2 separate regions of the Homo sapiens genome follow, and region 1 is linked to region 2. Evidence: chromatin loops called from intact Hi-C (ENCODE). Cell type or tissue: endothelial cell of umbilical vein. All regions are shown on one strand. Each heading gives the region's core, and the rest is flanking DNA. Links, peaks and the distances in the headings are about the cores only. Region 1 has its middle 650 kb from the start of SQOR. Region 2 has its middle 450 kb from the start of SQOR.

Region 1 (2,932 bases), core at 341-2,840, 190 kb before region 2:
AAGTTTTGAAATTCTGAGGTTTTCTCTATGATGTAGTTCAACTCCAGGCTAACCTTTACGAATCAGTTGCAAACTGTTTACACTGAAGACAAGTATAGGGGGCATATCTTTAACTCATCTAGGGAGTGAGGACTGCAGGAGAACATCCCCAAAAACGATGCTACAGAAAAAAAAATGTAGGAGAATAAGGATTTGATTTCAGGATGAGGATGTAGTCCCTCATTCAGATTCCCACAAAACATACCTACTCACTGAACTAACTACCCCTCCTAGGCAAAAAAAAAAAAGAAAAAGAAAAAAAAGAAGAAAGAAAGAAAAGAAAGAAAAGAAAAGGAGAAAGAGAAAACAGTAGCTTCCCCCATTAGAGTAAGCCCTGAGCAGTTGGCTCTTTTGCCTAATTGATAGCAGGAATTGGCTTGAAGTCCCATGGAAGAACAAATTTATCACATCTCTTTAATCCCTTAATTGTTGTCAAATTTCTGAAACAAAAATACTGTAAATACTGTCCAGAAATCTAGCTAGCTCAATTTGGAGTTCACTTACAGCTAAGCAGACTGAAGGTACTTGCTTGACCATAGCTTAAACTACTGATCTTTCACCAGACACTGGACTTTGGTGGTAGCCAGCTAACCAAACTCTAAGTGTCTATCATCTGAAGCAAGACAAATCAATGAATTTCTATAAAATCTCTTTAGGCAACCAGATAAACATTTTAATTCAATGATCAAATGGAACATTTGGTTATAGAATAACCTATTTGGGGAAAAGCCAATGGTTCTCAAGGGTATTGTACTCGGACCTATTTAATACCACCTTCATATACAGCTGCACACCAAGGGAATGCACAGATCCTTAGGGGAAAAAATAAATTCCTCTCTTTTCCATTTGTCAAAGAACAAATAAGAGTAGCTATGAGGGGCAGAGTCTTTTACCATTCTCTTTTAAATAATTAATGGCATAAATGCAGCTGCTATTCCTGGATGACCCTAGTCAGAAGCATCTCAGTCACTGCCTTTTACTGCTCCGTCACCTGAAAGGGGTGGAGCTGAGAAGTCATTAGCTGTCATGCATCTGAAACCACCTGGAGCTGTCAAGCCAGCAGCTCTCCATCACAGCTCTACAGTAAGGACACAGCTATTTTTGTCCATTAGAGATCATTTTAGTTCTTGTCTGTAGTTCAGGATAACTGAACTATAAAATATTATTTTATCTTGATATAATATATGACCTTGTCAAATTGTTCTACATAGGTAAGTTGCCTTTTAAAATAACGAAAACCAGAAGAGAAATCTTTGCATGGACTTGCAATCTATCCAAGTCTCCTTATAGACACAAAGCCTGCCTGCTTCCTGCATATAAAGGACTGGGGCTGAGTACTCTTCCCTCTGCTGGTCTTGTACCTAAGTCACTGCATAGGACATTAATTTTCACTGATGCTTGGAGTCAAAACGAGGGCCAGGGGGCAGTACTACACTATGGTTAGGTATGAGAAATACCTTGATGTCCATTTTGCATGCCCTCTACTCTTCACCAAAAGCACTGTTTATAAATTTAAGAGTGGGCTTTAAAAGGCAAGGTAACAGGACTAGTTTGGTGGGAAGATAATGTCGAACTTTCTATATTCAGTCTCAAGGCATGTGTGTTTGCTAATGAGAAGTTTATTAAGTCTTTTACGTCCATTGCCCCCTTTAATCATCCTGTAAAATAGACAGGTCATCTCCTTTTCTGCAGATGAGAAAACTAAGGTAAAGTAACTTGCTCAAAGTCAGACAAAACAGTTGCTGATGAAGGCAGATTCAATCCTAAATTTTCTGACTCTCAAACCAGTGCTTTTTGCACTAGAGTATCCTACCCCTCTGTACCTTATATTGTCTCAATAATGCATGTGGACCTGCCATCCACCATCCATGAATTTATGCAGACACTTTTATAATTTTCAGACTTACAACATAACCAACTCATACCAACTTGGAGTAACTAGTTCCATAAGACTGGAAAAATGGAAAGCAAAATTTTTCTCCTCCCTCCCTCCCTCCCCTTCCCTCATTCCCTCCTTTCCTTCTTTTATTTTATTTGAGGGGGTGTTAATGTATTGCTCAAAGGAAACCTTCCTATTTCTAGCACTTCCCCATTTCTCCATTTGAGAAAAATGTTTGTGCTCACTCACTCCACTTTTTATAAATTTTTATCACATCCCTTCTCAGCCTTTGACTCTTCACACTGTTCAAGTTTTCGCTCAACCATACCTTGCCACCTCTAGCCCAGGGCAGATGCAGCTTAGATTGGCAAAACCTATGTGACAGGTCATTATCACTGACTGCTCTACTCTAAGAAACTTGGAGTTAGCTCAACACAAACAGCATTTCTGTTTCCAGCTCCTTCATTTAATCCCATGGGTTCTTTAGGTATATATAAGGCTTTTCTCTGTTTAAGCGTAAACCTCTTTCGGGTTAAGGTAAAGTTGTATTCCTTTCTGCCTCTTCTTACAGCATCTAGTCTAGTGTCTAAAAACTCAGCCGCTAAAGAGTAAATATTTACAAAATGAACAATTATCCCTTTGGTTGCACTAGGTTCTCCCATCTCTTTGGCCATTTTAACATCTTTTTTCAGAAATTCTTTGATTTCAAGGTCGGAAGCTTTAGAGAGACTTTGAGGTGTCGATTGTTGTTGTTTTGTCCACAGGTATGGGTGCTATATTCCAGCTTACTTCTAAGCCCTGACTGACAGTGTCTGGCATCTTACTGGACTTTATGACCACACGGCTTAGATAGGTTCATAGTGACAGGATTAATTCTCTGGTGCATGGTTAATAGATCAGAACGTTTTGGTCCGTAACACATATCTACACAAATAAGTATTTTCAAAAGTGTTTTTTCATATTTCTCTCACAGACATTTGTATGCTATTTTTCTTCCCATTTCCATAGCCTGTG
Region 2 (2,932 bases), core at 232-2,731:
GCATCAATGCCTCAATCAGTGTCTTTCAAAATCCATCTCAAAACTTCCCAACCCACCATAGCCCCTGGGGATTTATGCCCTCCCTAAACCATCACTTATGTGTCATGACAGGGTACACATTACAACTAAAGCTCCTTGTGGATCCCGGCATCTAAACTGCAAAGAACATCAAATGTCTAAGTGAAATTTGTCACTTGATATTTTTGGACCCACATCATCACACAGTGTTAAACCTGAGTGGATCTGAGGTCATCTAGTTTACTTACCCTCTTCACATAAAGCTTCTTTACATGTAAAGTAAGTGACTTTCCTGGGGTCAAAAGATCATTGCACAGCAAATGTATGCTAGAAATATAGACTCTTGGCCCTGAATAGATGGCAAATACTTCATTGTTTCTGGATCAGATCTTATGGAAGCAGCCCTCTGTGTTACCTGATGATTTTTGCAATCCATGACTATGTCAACATGCTACGGAGATGAGAAACAAATTTGCTTTGATTTTATACACTGTTTGTGGCACAGAGATTGGTCACCTGCTTTTCCCAGCCCAGTTTGCAATGCCAGATTTATGGCATTTTTAAATTCTGCCTGCTAATTCCTTGCTACTCTGCTTTTCCAAATCAAATTCAGTCAGACTTATCTAGCTCTGTCTGAATGTGTCCCTTGATTGAGTGATGTTAGTTCAAGAAAAAACACTCAAATCAATTTAATGCAAATTCCCATTCACAGCCTGGTTGACCCATCAGGATACTGACAATAATAGATTGGGGTACTTAATTCCTAAGGCATGTGACTCATCGAAGGCTTAGTAATCAATTTCCATTGCTGCGACTGCATAATTCATCTTTGGTGCTCTTAAGCTCTGGAATACCAAGTGTCTGTTCATTTTTTTTAAGGCCTACACATTCCTTCCGAATAGCAAAGCCCTTTTCGTGTCTCTGCAATCATTTCCTTATCTAAATTTCCATATGCCACCCTGGCAAGGTGTCCCACCTGTGAAGGCTTTAGATCAATAAAAATAATTGGCATGTTTTCCCTCCAGTTGCAGATGCCTGAAATAGATTACATGCTGCTCTAGCAGACAATAGGAAGATGAAATGGAGGCTGGTCACTGCCTCTATCCACATTAGCTATTAACTCTCTACAGGACAGCCAGTAGGGATTCTTATAGTTTGAACCCTGTTTCCCAAGATCCCCAATCTGTTTTATTCTCTAAGCATTAAAGTGAATGGGAAGCATATACAAATAGGCAACAAGCAGATGTCCTTTCCATTTCAAGAAAGGCATGCTGTGTTCCATCCAGACTGTACCTGCATTTGTCATTTTTTGTGTCTCTTTTCCTGTGACAAAAGCCTTATGTTGAGATCAGATTATGCCCTGGGAATTTTCTTTGGCAACTAGGTAAGGTTTTGTCTCAATTCTTAACTCTACAGGCAAGAAAATTGTTAAGTCAAATAAATCTGTAGAATAGAAGCCATTGTTTTACTAACTTTTGTCTACAGGAGCCAAGTGTTTACCCATAACTTTGATTTTCCTGAGGCAGGAAACTAAATTAGTCATGTTTCCTCTATGTACTTGTATTCCCCAGATACCGAAGACTATATGCACCACCAAGTCATTCATGAGAGCTGCAGTAGACATTCCATTCAGGATTATGTTTCTGTCACTTTCTGAGCAAATAACAAAAGTATTAAAGGAGCTAATCATGCCTCTGAAAACATAGTATTTCCCTTGGCCTTATCTCTTCTGATATAAATCTGTGTCCTCTCATTTTATAGAATTAAAAATCATTTATAAGAAAATAATGCCTAAAAAGAATTAGAAAAAGATAAGGATGTTAGTGAATGTGTAAGCTTACGCTCTATTCTGAGTAAGTCGCAAGAATGTGAGAAGTTGGAAAAAAGTACTTGTAGAAGTATAAGGAATGAGAGTACTTCTCAAAGTTGGGTGGATGCCATTAGCAGGAAATGTTCTTGCAGTAGTAACCCAGCAGTAATAAATATATATATATTTATGGTTATATAATAATTTATATATTTACATATATTTTATATATGTTGTATGTTTATATATAAATATATAACTTGTTTATATTTACACACATATGTATATAAATATATTACACATTATATGTATCTATGTAGTATATACATTTGCTTTATAACACATATGTATATATGTAATTTATATACACATATATACACATATATACATGTGTGTAAATATAAATATATACACATTTATATATTTATATATACACATATTTACATGCATCTATATGTAAATATATTTTATGTGTTAAATCATATATATAACATTCTAAAATTTAGCTAGAAACAAACTCCTTCCTCATAAAGCTTACAATATAATAAGTATTCAATGATAAAGCAGTCTCCTATACATATACATTTGTATATCCTATATAGACATTATTAATTACATTAAAATGTTTTCACTTGCCTTTTTGGTTGTTTGGAATTGAGTATGATAGACCCTTTTTTCCATTTTTACAGAAAAATAACAGTGCATTCATTTTAATACTACATATGGAATACATTGTACACTCGTGCTTTAAGACATCACAAGTTTGTACATATAAACTTGTGGGATAAACTTGTAAATATGGGGTTGAACCAACATGTTTGTTTGAATATGAGTGTGGTATTGACTGTATACATAGGTTCATTCTTTTGTGCATTAAAACTGATATTCTATTCTGAAGATGTCAGTCTTTAATCTTAGTAAGGAAAAACGAACATAATCAGCTACCCTTTAAAATCATGTAAAAGCCTAAAACTACAAAAGACTCAAATTTATGTTACTAAACAACAGAGACTATATAAGACCCTAAAATTTTCCAGAGGGGAGAAGTAAGTCACAAAAAAAAGAAATGAGAATCAGAATGTCTTTGGAACTCTTAACATCAACACT

Evidence for each region. A loop is a pair of places that touch in the nucleus more often than their neighbours do. Peaks named below come from ENCODE experiments on the same cell type or tissue, not always from the same donor. Only the 100,000 strongest peaks of a DNase experiment are listed, where the experiment ranks them.
Region 1: it touches region 2 in a loop (9-fold over the local background); 6 of 110 quality-filtered maps call a loop at or near these places.

Annotation. Positions count from the first base shown.
Region 1 is chr15:46,279,453-46,282,384 of GRCh38, reverse strand. No RefSeq gene overlaps it. Among named protein-coding and RNA genes, the nearest start is that of SQOR, 650 kb to the right of the region's middle. In endothelial cell of umbilical vein, for the core only: a CTCF peak has its summit at 1,404 (motif pointing left); a DNase peak (open chromatin) is centred at 1,454.
Region 2 is chr15:46,087,692-46,090,623 of GRCh38, reverse strand. No RefSeq gene overlaps it. Among named protein-coding and RNA genes, the nearest start is that of SQOR, 450 kb to the right of the region's middle. In endothelial cell of umbilical vein, for the core only: no CTCF peak of the experiment used is centred there; DNase peaks (open chromatin) are centred at 1,053 and 1,503; H3K27ac peaks cover 2,225 bases.